Linked DNA regions of Homo sapiens: region 1 is linked to region 2. Evidence: read pairs that join two places in POLR2A ChIA-PET (ENCODE). Cell type or tissue: PC-9. All regions are shown on one strand.

What was found. Peaks named below come from ENCODE experiments on the same cell type or tissue, not always from the same donor. Only the 100,000 strongest peaks of a DNase experiment are listed, where the experiment ranks them.
Region 1: POLR2A ChIA-PET joins it to region 2 with 11 read pairs; 4 of 35 experiments call an interaction of 5 or more read pairs at or near these places.

The regions. Positions count from the first base shown.
Region 1 is chr5:171,405,506-171,413,505 of GRCh38, forward strand. It overlaps NPM1 (nucleophosmin 1), which reads left to right. Exons shown (of 11, transcript NM_002520.7): 10 at 2,195-2,269; 11 at 5,022-5,395. The coding sequence ends at 5,060. Among named protein-coding and RNA genes, the nearest start is that of FGF18, 10 kb to the right of the region's middle. In PC-9, a CTCF peak has its summit at 223; no DNase peak of the experiment used is centred here; H3K27ac peaks cover 3,047 bases.
Region 2 is chr5:171,879,785-171,887,784 of GRCh38, forward strand. All of the region lies in intron 7 of FBXW11 (F-box and WD repeat domain containing 11), which reads right to left. Among named protein-coding and RNA genes, the nearest start is that of SMIM23, 98 kb to the left of the region's middle. In PC-9, no CTCF peak of the experiment used is centred here; no DNase peak of the experiment used is centred here.

The DNA.
Region 1 (8,000 bases), 470 kb before region 2:
TAATATACTTGCCTGGTTCGTGGTATGAATTTTTTCAAAAATTTCTTATAAAACATTTATAATCGTGTCTGTGGTGATTTTTGCATATGCAAAATTAAATATGCCTTATTTTCCATTATGCAAGGAACGTAGTGCACTGGTTGCAAGATAACATTCTGACCTTCCATGTTAAAATAGATCAGTGAAAACCCTTTGCCTATTCTGGTTGTAAGATATGCTAGAGAACCAACAGAGGGCGTATGAGACTTCATTAAAATTACAAACAGCTGGAAAAGTAGATGCTGGCTGTTGCTTGGTATTATAGTTAATATTCATGATTGACCCTAGTCAGAAGTGATTTTCAGCAGATTGAGACATTTCTCTTTGCCCTTTACACCAAGTTGTCACCAGTTAATACATGTAGTAATAGCTAGATTTCGTGAATGACTAATAGGCTTAAATCTAGTTTCCTTTTGTCTTAAATAATGGAAATGTGGGAAGAGGGTTAGGTCTCTCATCTGCTTGACTGGGGGATTTGAGTAGGATATGGAATAAATGGTTTAAATGCCTTGGAAGCACATTTGAGAGAAGCTTTAATTCTATGAATAATACTTTTAGACTCCAACTATTGAGAGCAAATGTGGGGTGGTGAAAAATTGCCAACTCATTTCCCCATGTTTTTCTTGTAATCTATAGATTTTTCGTGGCTTCAGTAGATTCCTTGTACAGTGATAAGTCCACTGGAAAAAGAATTTTAGAACTGGAACATATTTCTTTTAGTCACACTGTAAACCCTTTAGCCTTCCTGGTTATCACTGATTTTTGTCCCTTGGATACAATGCTAAAATGACATCTTTTAGATGCCCCTCCCCTCCATTTTAATATGGTCCTATCTCCTTGGTTTAATTGCAGGCGCATTGAACAGTCCTGGGCACTACATGTAAATTAAGCCCAAAGATGGGGAGAAAGGAAAAGGAGAGACAAATATAGTCCATACTGAGTGTCATCAACAATCCAGACTGAAGTCTTCTATTTTAATCTCAATCCCCTTTTCTGATTTGCCACCCATGCCTCTTCAGGCTGGAAACAATCTCTTGGTTCCCTAAAGCACTTTCTTCTGACTGCTGTGATTCAGTGAACCTTGCCCTTTGCTTTCTATTACTTGTGCATTTGCCTCACCTGACAATGTTTTAAATCGCCTTTGTATCTCCTTAGCTGCTCAATAAATATTTGAATGCATCAATTAAGAATGTATGTGACAATAATTTTGAAATGGAAATTGTGAGGTTTATTTTACTAGGTTATTGGAGGCAGTTAAGTTTCTTAATGCTATACCTGATTCTGCCAAAGTCCCTTGGACATTTGAAAACCTTTTCAATCTTTTAAAAATGCATAAAAGATACTTAGAGGGAAAGGTATTAATTAAATTTAGTAAAAACAAATATATTCAATGCTTTAAATTCCAAAGTAGTGATAAATACAAACATTTCAAGATATTTGCAATAGTAATGTTTTGAAATTTTGGTTACAAAGTCACAGGTCTTGCCAATACTGTTGTAGTTTCTTGCCTATATCCGTAATTTGAAGGAAATGGTGAGAGTGATTAGAGAAGTGTAATTACTGTAATTTTTTCCCCTATTGTAGTTTCTTGCCTGTATCCATAATTTGAAGGAAATGGTAAGAGTGATTAGTGAAATGTAATTACTGTAATTTTTTCCCCATTCAACTTTATATATCTTTAACTGATGACCAGATCATTGTTGTTCTGAACCAGTTTGTGGTCAGCAAGTGTTTTGTGGGGTTTTGTTTGTTTGTTTTTAAAGAACAGTTTGGGTCACTTGACATGGTTCTCCAAAGGGATGTTATGGGTTGTATTTGGTTCTGGGTGATAACCGACTTGTTAGATAATTTAGATAAGCAACCGAGTTGCCATGTTTGTTTGTCGAATCTCAAGTGTAGCTTATATTTTATGTTCCTAGAGAGGTTGTCAGGGAAGATTTGACCCTTTGGCAAATCTGTTTGAATAGAGATACTAGCCATGCTGCCCAATAGGGCTTTCTGGCCCTGAAAAAGATACGGAGTATTCTTGGAAAGTTGAAGGGAAAAAGAATAAACTGATCCATGTAGTAGCATGCAGATTATTGAGGAATTTTCTAAAGGTATCTCTCTCGGTGTATTTCTCTACTTACCTGTAATAATGCTTTTGTCTTAATAGGGTGGTTCTCTTCCCAAAGTGGAAGCCAAATTCATCAATTATGTGAAGAATTGCTTCCGGATGACTGACCAAGAGGTAACTGGATTTTCTGGGGACATGATTAAATCCAAGTTTTTTTGTGATTTATTATGATTCTGCCTTTACCCTTTTTAAGTGTTGGCTCTTTTTAAAAAGTTCCTAACCACAGATAATATTTCATTTAATGAAATACCTGAAAACTCATGTATTTAATGAAATGCATGAAGAATACAGTTGGCAGTCTGAGATGATAACTTTAGTATATTTTTCCCAGATTTCCTATAGTTGGTAAATTATTTCTTGGTTATTGAATTCAGTTTTACTTTTTTGGTACTATGTTGGTTAAGGAAATTGCTGTGGTTTTCCTTGCTGTTCCATTTGACTGCTTGGGGCAGTCTGGTCTTGGCTTTTTTGGGAGTTGGTAGAGATCTTTTTTTTTTTTTTCCTAGATCTTATGGGAAATACATTATGCCAAAATCATCCTAACATGAAATCTGGAAGCAAGACACTAAATTGTGGCTACTACCAGATACATAAGCTTGAGTTAGCTGTTAGATTTTACAGTTAGTACATGTGAAAGTCTTAGTCAACATAAAGATTATGCATTTATTTTTGCTCTTATTTACAGTTGACTCATAAGTGTAAGGACAATGTAAAAGTGGTTAAATAGGGATGTTAGGTATCGTGTGGAGAACGGATGCTGCATTTAATGGTCTTTAGGTTTCCTGTGGTCAGCTTTTTTCAAAAAATTAGGAAAATTTGGCAATTAGCTGGTTTTTTTTCTGCCATAGTATTTTGCACTTCAATTATTTAATTGCACTTCAATTTTTAGTTTTCGGGTTCGTAAAACCCTGATAATGGTTAATTTTGAGTTTAGCTTTGTGAAAGTTGTAGTGATGGGCTATAAGATGATCAGGTTCAGTCTTTGGTTGCTGTTCTGTTTTTTCTCTACATTTGAATCCTAAAGTTTAAAGTGTGAGTTTTGGGAGTTTATTTGGAATACTAAACATTGATTAATCATAAATTATTTTGAAACTCCGCGTTATGCAACTGTTTATTTAATATTGAAAATAGTGGAAAGTCAGACATAAATAACCAGCATGTACTAACAGCTAAGCAGCATAAGAGATGCATTCTTCAACTACTGCCAAGGAAAGTGATGATAAATTTAATGATTAAGTTGCAGTAGTCTTCTGTACTTTATAACAAAGGCTTGTAGCTACAAAGTCTTGTAGCTATTAAATTACTGAACCAGCACTTCTACAAGAAGTATTTTCTTTTTATAAAAAGTATTTTTGGCCAGGTTGGTCTTGAACTCCTGGCCTCAAGCAGTCCTCCCATCTTTTCCTCCCAAAGTGCTAGGATTACAGGCACGAGCCACCTTGCCCAGCCTACCAGAAGTATTTTTTTGCTCTAGAATTGAAAGTGTTCTCAAGTGTCAGAATGAAATTTCTGGAATAAATAGTAAATGTTTAATAACTTGAACTTGAATTGCTGTTACAGAGATTATCAAAACTAAATGCTTCCTGTTTTTGACATAGAGATGCATGATGCAAGCAACGACAATGTATATTTGTTTGAACCTGATGATAAGATCTCTGGCTGGGCGTGGTAGTTCATGCCTATAATCCCAGCACTTTGGGAGGCAACATGGCAAAACTCTGTCTCTACTAAAAATACTAAATTTAGCTGGGCATGGTGGCATGTACCTGTAATCCCACCTACTCAAGAGGCGGAGGCAGGAGGATCGCTTGAACCTGGGAGGCAGAGGTTGCAGTGAGCGCCACTGCACTCCAGTCTGGGTGGCAGAGTGAGAGTCTATCTCAGAAAGAAAGATTTCTATGATATTTAATATTGGCATTCGGTATTCAGTTACCTTGTACCTGAGAACCCATTGGCTGTGAAACAGTGACAGCTGAGAGAATCCTGAGTCATCTCATTTCTAGTTCTTGGTGAACTTCTGGACTTTTCTTCAGAACCACCTTGCCATGTTGGCCAGGCTGGTCTTGAACTCCTGACCTCTCAGGTGATCCAACACCTTGGCCTCTTAAAGTGCTGGGATTACAGGCATGAGCCACCATGCCTGGCCAGCTGTTTTTTTTGTTGGTTTGTTTTTTGTTTTGGTACCCATCTGTAGTGTGATCTTGGCTCACTGCAACCTCTGCCTCTTGGGCTCAGGCAGTCCTCCCACCTCAGCCTCCTGAGTAGCTGGGCCTCCTGTAGTTGCACACCACCAAGCCTGGCTAATTTTTGCATTTTTAGTAGACAGGGTTTCACCATGTTGCCCAGGCTGGTCTCAAATTCCTGAGCTGAAGTGATCTGCCCGCCTCAGTCTCCCAAAGTGTAGGGATTACAGGCGTGAGCCACCATGCCTAGCCTCAGCATATAGTTTTTTCTAAATGTACACATGCCCAGGCACACATGCACAGGCAATTCAGAATAAGTTTCTGGTGTTTATGTAACTTTATTTGCCAAATCTGGCCAACTCTAAAGCTGATCTCGGGAGATGAAGTTGGAAGTAACATTGGCCATATGGGTCTCTGTTCTTTCTGTTGATTTCCTTAAGTAAATAATGCTAAACTATTAAATAATTATTAGTATATTGTTCACATTTTTATGACTGATTAAAGTGTTTGGAATTAAATTACATCTGAGTATAAATTTTCTTGGAGTCATATCTTTATCTAGAGTTAACTCTCTGGTGGTAGAATGAAAAATAGATGTTGAACTATGCAAAGAGACATTTAATTTATTGATGTCTATGAAGTGTTGTGGTTCCTTAACCACATTTCTTTTTTTTTTTTTCCAGGCTATTCAAGATCTCTGGCAGTGGAGGAAGTCTCTTTAAGAAAATAGTTTAAACAATTTGTTAAAAAATTTTCCGTCTTATTTCATTTCTGTAACAGTTGATATCTGGCTGTCCTTTTTATAATGCAGAGTGAGAACTTTCCCTACCGTGTTTGATAAATGTTGTCCAGGTTCTATTGCCAAGAATGTGTTGTCCAAAATGCCTGTTTAGTTTTTAAAGATGGAACTCCACCCTTTGCTTGGTTTTAAGTATGTATGGAATGTTATGATAGGACATAGTAGTAGCGGTGGTCAGACATGGAAATGGTGGGGAGACAAAAATATACATGTGAAATAAAACTCAGTATTTTAATAAAGTAGCACGGTTTCTATTGACTTATTTAACTGCTTTATACTTTGTCAAAGAAATAATTAATGTAGTTAGGAATGGCAAATAGTCTTGTAAAATTCTATGAGAATGTCCCTGCCCTCCCCTTCAATATTCTCTCTGGAGCTAACCACTTTTTCATCATAAGGATTTAGTGCTGTGTTCCCACCTCCTGATGATAGTTAACAATTATTATAACTATGCAACATGTTTCCAAATGTTCCATTAGACCTCCTATCTGCCTATTCTAGCCTCACTTGCAAAGAAAATGTGGCATGTTAAAACAGCTTAAAAGCAGCCTTTCAACCTGTATGGTTTTTTCCCCTAGGCTGGAGTGCAGTGGCACAATCTCAGCTTATTGCAGCTTCTGCTTCTTGGGTTCAAGCAGGTCTCCTGCCTCAGCCTCCCAAGTAGCTGGGATTACAGGTGTGAGCCACCAGCCCGGCTAATTTTTGTATTTTTAGTAGAGATGGGGTTTCACCTTGTTGGCCAGGCTGGTCTCGAACTCCTGAGCTCAAGTGATCTGCCCACCTCGGCTTCCTAAAGTGCTAGGATTATAGGTGTGAGCAACTGCACCTGACCTCAACCTGGATTCCTTATCTGAATCAAAGCAATTATTTCAGTGACTATTTGCTCAAGTTGCCTAGTACTTCTTACAGATGTATAGGAGAAAATTTATCACGTAGATAATGAGGATATTCAGAGACTAATTAGCACCTTTATATGTTCTGCCTTAAGCTGATTACATGATCTGAGTCAGATATACTGATTTGATTTCTATTGTTTTGTTGTGCTTTATACTCCAGTAGTTTGAGTAGGTGAGGGAATGTTCTCCAGTTCTGTGCCGTTTTCCTTGGGAGATTTTCATCTCCCACTTCTATCCATTCTTAGTCTGGTTTGATTGTCTTGGATGGTTTTTCTCATTCCTTTTTGTTTAAACTTGGGAAAGAGACTTTGATTTTGTCTTTAAATTTTTGTGTTGATTTTAATATACCAACTGCTTGCTGCTTTGGGCGTGTATCTGAAATCTAAAAAACATTACTCAACATTTTATTTATTCCAACATTTTGAAGTGATCGTGAATTTTTTTTCTTTCTTGTTTTGAGACCTATTCTCGTCTGTCACCTAGGCTGGAGTGCAGTGGTGCGATCTGAGCTCACTGCAGTCTCCTGTCTCAGCCTCCAAAATAGTTGGGATTACAAGTGTGTGCCACCACACCTGGCTAAGTTTGTATATACATATAAAAATAAATAAATATATAAATATATAGTATATAGATATACTAAAATATACATATATTTTAGTATAGATGGTTTCGCCATGTTGGCCAGTCTCGAACTCTTGACCTCAAGTGATCTGCCCGCCTCAGCCTCCCAAAGTGCTGGCATTAGGCGTGAGCCAGTGTGCCCAGACAGGTTTTCATCCTATGTGTTTTTGCCTTTAACTTTCTAGTAGCCTGTTTCATTTAGCAGGTTGGCATTTGTTAACTAGGCTGATAGTTGTATTTTGAATCGGATCTGTAGATGTTAACCCTTCTCACTTCTAGGATAGTTCTCCACTTTGGAGAGTGGAGAAAAGTTTGGGTACAGTACTATCTTGTCTCATAACCAGTTTCTGGGTGTCATATATGTGTTCTAATTGTTTACTGTGGGTTGTGGTTTCCTTCATTAATTCAGTATCCTCTATCCTCTATCCATATCTGTCCATGTTTTTCTATACCTTTATTTTAATGAAGACTCAAGAGAGGATGGTATGTTGATTGCCTCACTGGAAAGTACTTTTTTTTTTTTTTTTTTGGTGCCACCATGCCCAACTAACTTTTTTGTCAAGACGGTGGTTTTGCCATGTTGCCCAGACTGGTCTTGGACTCTTGGGCTCAAGTGATCTCCCACCTCAGCTTCCTAAAGTGCTAGGATTACAGGTGTGAGCCATCACATCTGGCTGGAAATGATATTAATGTGATTTTTTTTTTGGCCAATTTTTAGAGTGATGGATTGATACCTAGCAGCCTGTGAAAAGGAATCAGTGAATTTATCCTTAATTCAGATTTTCATGTATTTGTATGTATATCAACCCACTGTGTTTTTTTGGTGCTGATATTTTCTTTTTGACCAAGGGAATCCCCTTCAAGCTTGCTCCTACCATAGCAGGTCTCAATAATCTGATCACTCTTCGATTTCTTGTGTGACGGGGTGTTTCATCTTGCTCATTTTCTTCCTCAGACCTGGAGGGGCCATTTCCCCCAAAGAACCTTGGCTCCCTTAGAAATAATGGTATTTGTAGACCACTGTCTGGGTGGGAACATTGCTTGTTAATACTGGGTTCTAGGTTAGCCAGTTGATTAGATCAGACCAGACCCTTTGGAAAAACAAGGGAATGAACAATTCTAAGTGCTGAGGAGGGCATCCATGCACAGGTTGGCTGACAAGCTTTTCATAAGTCAACAGTCAATGTAACTACAGAGCTGCCCTCAGTTTCAACCAGAGAACAGGTAAAATAGGTTACAGTAGTAAAAAGTAAGGCCATGCAGGGAAAGCAGATGAGCTTAAAAATATGCTAATACAGAATAATAGGTTTATAGTGGTGTATCACTGCAGAAAATACGTGATTTTG
Region 2 (8,000 bases):
TTTAAAAATCAGGTTAAGCTAATTGTTTTTTTTCTTACTGTTGAGATTCAAGAGTTCTTTGTATGTCTTTTGCATACATTTTCTCTAGTCTGTGGCTTGTTTTTTCATTCTCCAGACAATGTCTCTCACAGAGCAGAAATTTTTAATTTTAACAAAGTCCAGCTCATTAATTCTTTCTTTCATGGGTCATGGCTTTGGTATTATATCTAAAAAGTCATCAACAAATTCAAGATCATCTAGATTCTCTCCTATGTTACATTCTGTGAATTTTAAGATTTTGTGTTTTACAGTCAGGTCTTTAATCCATTTTGAGTTAATTTTTGTGAAGTATATAGGATCTATGTCTAGACTGTTTAAGGGTAAGGGAGGCAATATGGTGTCTAATTGCTTCTGCCCCATTTGTTGAAGACACAATCTTTTCTCTACTGTATTGTCTTTGCTCCTTTGTAAAAGATCAGCTGACTATATTTATGAAGGTATATATTTCTGGGCTCTCTATTCTGTTCCATGGATCTAGCTGTCCATTCTGTTGCCAGCACCACACCACTGTGATGACTGCAGTTTTACAGTAATTCTTCAAGTAGGGTAGTGTTAGTCCTCTGTCTTTATTCTACTTCAGTATCATGCTGGTTTTTGCTTGTCCATATAAACATTACAGTCAGCTGGTAGATATCCACAAAATCACTTGCTGGGATTTTGATTGAGACTGCATTGAACCTACAGACCAATTTGGGAAGAAATGACTGACATCCTCACAATAGTCTTCCTACCCATGAGCATGAAATATCTCTCCCCATTTATTTAGTTCTTTGATTTCTTTAATCAGTTTTATAGTTTTCTTCACATAGATCTTATAAATATTTTGTTAGATTTATACCTAAGTATTTCATTGGTGGGGGAGGTGCTAATATAAATGTTATTGTGTTTTTTGAGATGGAGTCTCACTCTGTCACCCAGGCTGGAGTGCAATGGCGCGATCTCGGCTCACTGCAACCTCCGCCTCCCAAGTTCAAGCTATTGTCCTGCCTCAGCCTCCTGAGTAGCAGGACTATAGGCGCCCACCACCACACCCGGCTAATTTTTGTATTTTTAGTGGAGACGGAGTTTCACCATGTTGGCCAGGCTGGTCACAAACTCCTGACCTCAGATGATCCACCCACCTCGGCCTCCCTAAAGTGCTGGGATTATAGGCGTGAGCCACCGCGCCCAGCCATGTTATTGTGTTTTTAATTTCACATTCCACTTGTTCATTGCTGCTATATGGGTAAGCAACTGACTTAAGTATATTAACCTTGTATCCGGCAAACTTGCTATAATCATTTATTAGTTCTAGGAGGTTTTTTTTGTTGATGCTTTCATTTTTTTCTACAATCATGTCATCTACAAGCAAAGACAGTTTTAATTCTTCCTTCTCAATTTGTATACCTTGTCTTAGTGTGTTATCTAGGAGTTCTAATACAATGTTGAAACATAGTGGTGAGTGGGGACATCTTTGTCTTATTCCTGACCTTAGTGGGAAAGTTTCACATTTCTCAGCACTGTGTGTGACGTTAGCTATAGGCTTTTTGTAGATACTCTTTATCAAGTTAAGGAAGTTCCCCTCTATTCATAGTTTACTAAGGGTTTTTATCACGAAAGAGTGTTCAATTTTCTCAAACGCCCTTTCTGCATCTATTGACGTGATTTTCTTCTTTGGCTTATTGATATGACGGATTAATTGATTTTTGAAGGTTAAACATGAAGATATTGGTCTGTGGTTTTCTTTGAATGTCTTCATCTAGTTTAGTACTAAGGTAACAATGGCCTCATAGAATGAGTGATGAAATATTCTCTCTTCTTCTATCTTCTGGAAGAGATTGTAGAGAACTGGTGTAATTTCTTACTTAAATGTTTGACAGAATTCACCAGTAACTCATCTGGGCCTGGTGCTGTTTTGGAAAGTAATTAATTATTGACTCAATTTCTTCAACAGATAAAGGCCTATTCAGATTACCTATTTGTTTTTATGTCAATTTTGGAAGACTGTGTCTTTCAGGGAATTAATTCATTTCATATAAATTATCAAATTTGTAAACAGGGAGTTGATCATATTATTTTATTATTCATTTAACGCTCATGAGAGCTATAGTGATGTCTCCTCTTTCATTTCAATATTAGGAATCTGAGTGCTTTTTTTTCTATGTTAGCATAGCTAACGTAATTATCAATTTTACTCATCTTTTCAAAGACACATCTTTTGGTTTCCTTACCTATTTCTATGGATTTCCTGTTATCAATTTCATTGATCTCTGCCCTACTTTTCATTAACTCTTTTATTCTGCTTACTACGGATTTAAACTGTTCTTTTTCTAGTTTCCTAAGGTGGAAGCTTAGATGACTGATTTTTAGTCTTTTTTCTAATATATGCACTCAATACTATAAAATTCTAAGCTTTCACTGCATCCCACAGATTTTGATAACTTGGGCTTTCATTTTCATTTAGTTACACCCACCCACACATGCACACATGTGCACACACACAGCGAAGGAGGAGGGAGAGAAAGTCTCACACCGTCACTCAGGCTGAAATACAGTGACACAATCACAGCTTACTGCAGCCTTTGACCTCCCGGGCTCAGGTGATCCTCCCACCTCAGCCTCTTGAGTAGCTGGGACTACAGACGCATGCCACAATGCCCAGCTAATGTTTTTTAATTTTTTTGTAGAGACAGGGTCTCCCTATGTTTCCCAGGCTTGTCTCAAACTTCTGGGCTCAAGCAATCCTCCCACCTCAGCCTCCCAAAGTGTAGGGATTACAGACGTGAACCACTGTGCCCAGCCTCAAAATATTTTTAAAATTTCTCTTGAGATTTCTTCTTTGATCCATGTGCTATTTAGAATTATGTTATGTAACCTTAAAGTATTTAGGAATTTTTCCAGCTTCTTTTTTTTACTGATTTCTAGTTTATATCCACTGTGGTATGATTGGACATTGTATTAATTTCTAGCCTTTCTTTTTTTATTGCTTTTATTTTTTTATTTTTCCATAAGCTATTGTACAGGTGGTATTTGGTTACCTAAGTTCTTTAGTGGTGATTTGTGAGATTCTGGTGCACTCATCACCCAAGCAGTATATACTGCACCATATTTGTAGTCTTCTATCCCTTGCCCCCCTCCCACTCGTCCCCCCAAGTCCCCAAAGTCCAATGCATCATTCTTATGCATTTGCGTCCTCATAGCTTAGCTCTTACATAACAGTGAGAACATATGATGTTTGGTTTTTCATCCTGAGTTACTTTGCTTAGAATAACAGTCTCCAATCTCATCCAAGTCACCGCAAATGCTGTTAATTCATTCCTTTATATGGCTGCATAGTATTCCATCATATATATATCAGTCACAGTTTCTTTATCCACTCGTTGAGTGATGGGCATTTGGGTTGGTTCCACAATTTTGCAATTGTGAATTGTGCTGCTATAAACATCCATGTGCAAGTGTCTTTTTTAAATAATGACTTATTTTCCTCTGGGTAGATACCCAGTAGTGGGACTGCTGGATCAAATGGTAGTTCTACTTTTAGTTCTTTAAGAAATCTCCCCACCCCACAACAGGCCCCAGTGTGGGGAGGCGGGAGGGATAGCATTAGGAGATATACCTAACATTAAATGACGAGTTAATGGGTGCAGCACACCAACATGGCACATGTATACATATGTAACAAACCTGCACGTTGAGCACATGTACCCTAAAACTTAAAGTATAATAAAAAAAATAAAAGAAAAAGAAATCTCCACATTGTTTTCCATAGCAGCTGTACTAGTTTACATTCCCACCAGCAGTGTAGAAGTGTTCCCTGTTCATCATATCCATGCCAGCATCTACTGTTTTTTGATTTTTTTATTATGGCCATTCTTGCAGGAGGTGGTATCACAATGTGGTTTTGATTTGCATTTCTCTGATCATTTTATCATGTTTGTCGGGCATTTTTTCCTGTGTTGAGCATTTTTTCATATGTGTATTGACTATTTTGTATATCTTCTTTTGAGAATTGTCTGTTCATGTTCTTAGCCCACTTTTTGATGGGATTGTTTGTTTTTTTCTTGTTGATTTGTTTGAGTTCATTGTGTTTGTTTTTTTCTTGTTGATTTGTTTGAGTTCATTGTAGATTCTGGATATTAGTCCTTTGTCAGATGTATAGATTGTGAAGATTTTCTCCCACTCTGTGGGCTGTTTACTCTGCTAACTGTTCCTTGTGCTGTGCAAAAGCTCTTTAGTTTAATTAGGTCCCAGCTATTTATCTTTGTTTTTGTAGTATTTGCTTTTGGTTCTTGGTTATGAAATCCTTGCCTAAGCCAATGTCTAGAAGGGTTTTTCCAATGTTATCTCCCAGAATTTTTCTAGTTTCAGGTCTTAGGTTTAAAGTCCTTAATCCACATTGAGTTGATTTTTGTATAAGGTGAGAGATGAGGATCCAGTTTCATTCTCCTGTATGTGGCTTGCCAATTATCCCAGTACTAGTTGTTGAAAAGGGTGTCCTTTCCCCACTTTTATATTTTTGTTTGCTTTATCAAAGATCAGTTGGCTGTAAGTATTTGGGTTTATTTCTGGGTTCTCTATTCTGTTCCATTGGTCTATATCCCTATTTTTGTACCAGTACCATGCTGTTTTGGTGACTATAAGCACTATAGTATAGTTTGAAATCAGGTAGTGTGATGCCTCCAGATTTATTCTTTTTGCTTAGTCTTGCTTTGGCTACATGGGCTCTTTTTTGGTTCCAAGTGAATTTTAGAATTGTTTTATCTAATTCTGTGAAGAATGAGAAAGGAATGGTTATGTCCTTTCCTGGTTTTGGTATTAGGTCGTATTTTGACAGGGACTGCATTGAATTTGTAGATTGCTTTTGGCAGTATGGTTATTTTCACAATATTGATTCTACCCATCCATGAGCATGGGATGTGTTTCCATTTGTTCGTGTCATCTATGATTTCTTTCAGCAGTGTTTTGTAGTTTTCCTTGTAGAGGTCTTTTGACTCCTTGATTAGGTATATTCCTAAGTATGTTATTTTTTTGCAGCTATTGTAAAAGAGGTTGAGTTCTTGATGTGATTCTCCTCCTGGTCACTGTTGGTTTACAGAAGAGCTACTGATTTGTGTACATTAATCAAAAGGAAATGCTATAAACAGGCCTTCAAGAAGGGAAGCGTTCTATAGTTCCATGACTAGGTCTGAGTCTTTTAGTGAGCCTATACCTCTAGACTTCACAAGTACTTCTCAGTTCTTCCTCACCCCTTTATGCGTGACCAAATGGATGAGGGGGCTGGAGTTGTGTATTTCCCTTCCCCAGGTCAGTCAGGTTCTATAAAATCTCAGCACTTTAGGCTCTGGCTAAGCAGTTTCTACTGAAGGTAGACCTTATCAAGAAGTACAGAATAACCTAGTATAGTTTTAAAAGTTTCTTTTCCCTTCCCGCTGCTGGAAACACAAGGAGATTTTTCTGGGATAATCACTGAGAGAATCTGGTAGAGCTCTTGCAGGTAAAACTCACAAAAGTGTGGTGGGGAGCCTGATGACTGGGTCCTCCTCAGTTTATATTTCTCAGACTTGTCCCACACTGAGCCTCCAGCAATTTTTCAATTACGGTTCAGGTTACCCTACCCAGGCACTGGTTCTCCCGGATGTTTCTGCTCCAGTGAGTTATGATTCTCTGTATTTGCCTGTCTCTCCAATTTGTGGGGCAGCAGCTTCTCCTGTGACCTCACTTCTCTTATGAATCTAAGTAGAATGGTTGATTTTTCAGTTTGTTCAGATTTTTACTTGTTGTCAGGACAAGTAGCAACTTCTTACGTACCAAACCCACTCCCTTCTTTTAATCTTTCCAGTGTTCCCAAGTTAACAATATTGTTGATATTTAATGGGAGATGAGAATGTTTTCAAAGATTGAACTATTTAAAATAGACTCTGTGCACCTATTTCTTGACATGTACAATACTATCATAATTTGTAGTGACTCTACAGTTTACTGCAAGTGAACAAGATTTTATAAATGAGGTAGACACTGAAATATAATATCTACAATAGCAAAGCTTGCTTTTAACTTCTGACCTAATGGAACCTGAGTTATTTTTTAAAGTGATTAGTGATCAAGGATTGGTGCAGAATAGAGCAAAAAAAAGGTTTCCAACCACTGGTCTAGATAATCTCTTCAAAGCGCACTTCTGCTCTACTATTCTATGTCTTATTAAGTCAAATGGATGTGCCACAATTAAGAGAATTCTTCAGAAAACACATCTAGTGTAAATGAATTCCAAGCCCACAGCCAGACTATGCTTTGACAAAGTTGTTATAAACCATTCTTAACTATTCCTTAAAGAAAAACTACCAGTATTATTGCAGCACTATTCACAATAGCAAAGACTTGGAACCAACCCAAATGTCCAACAATGATAGACTGGATTAAGAAAATGGAATACTATGCAGCCATAAAAAATGATGAGTTCATGTCCTTTGCAGGGACATGGATGAAGCTGGAAACCATCATTCTCAGCAAACTATCGCAAGGACAAAAAACCAAACACCGCATGTTCTCACTCATAGGTGGGAATTGAACAATGAGAACACCTGGACACAGGAAGGGGAACATCACACACTGGGGCCTGTTGTGGGGTTGGGGGAGGGGGGAGGGATAGCATTAGGAGATATACCTAATGTTAAACGAAGAGTTAATGGGTGCAGCACACCAACATGGCACATGTATACATATGTAACAAACCTGCACGTTGTGCACATGTACCCTAAAACTTAAAGTATAATAAAAAATAAATAAATAAATAAATAATAAAATAAAACGATATATTGATAGAAAAAAAGAAAAACCACCAGTATTAAATAGTAGCATATGTCACACTTTCTAGAGTATACTGGTAGCCACAGGTTAGGGCTATCAAGTATATATAAAAATAGAGTTCGGTGGGCCAGGAGCAGTGGCTTACACCTGTAATCTCAGCACTTTGGTAGGCCGAGGCAGGAGGATCATTTGAGGTCAAGAGTTTGAGACCAGCCTGGCCAGCATAGCGAAACCTCATCTCTACTAAAAACACAAAAAATTAGCCAGGCCTGGTGGCAGGCACCTGTAGTCCCAGCTACTCAGGAGGCTGAGGGAGGAGAATCGCTCACTTGAACCCAGGAGGTGGAGGTTGCAGTGAGCCGAAATCATGCCACTGCACTCCAGCCAGGGTGACAGAGCGAGACTCTGTCTCAAAAAGTAAGAAAAAAAAAATTAAAAATAGAGTTCCGTGGTCAAATAAGTTTTGGAACTTGGGAAACACTGGGTGTCTGTCTCTATTGTAGGCATTCTCAGAGCCTTTATATGCTACTGTATCCTGTGAATTTCTAAGCTGGAGACACAGCATGCAGTGTTATCTAAACTTCCTTGGAGGGCATTATTATTCTCTGCCTAGAATGCCTGCCAACATCCTCTAGATTCACATCCACAGAATATCTTTTGGCAAACACTGCCATACATATAGGAAACCAACAGAACAGTTTCTTATATTCTATAATTCAGAGTGCGTTTGACCTAGGTAGCTGAATTACTAAAATTCCACTATTTCACTTTTTAAAAAACAAACAAAAAATAAAAATTAAAAAAAAAAGCAGAAAAGCTTTATTTCACCCAAAATAGAACAATAACAGAAAACAGGGCCAAGATGGAGAAAGCCCACTACAATCTATCTCTCCAGTTGATTATAACTAAACACTCCTGATAAAAACTAGTTAAGAACTCTGAAAAGTAAGGGGAAAGAGGGGACAACAGGTAGATGTGGCAAGGGGTCAAAATGTGAAGAAACAATCTGCATGGGGGTGAATTTGCCATTATTTTTCTTTGTTGTTTTCTGTTTTCTTTCTTTTTTTTTTTATTTTTTATTGAGACAGAGTCTTGCTCTGAATTGCAGTGGTGTGATCCTGGCTCACTGCAACCTCTGCCTCCTGGGTTCAAGCAATTCTCATGCCTCAGCCTCCCGA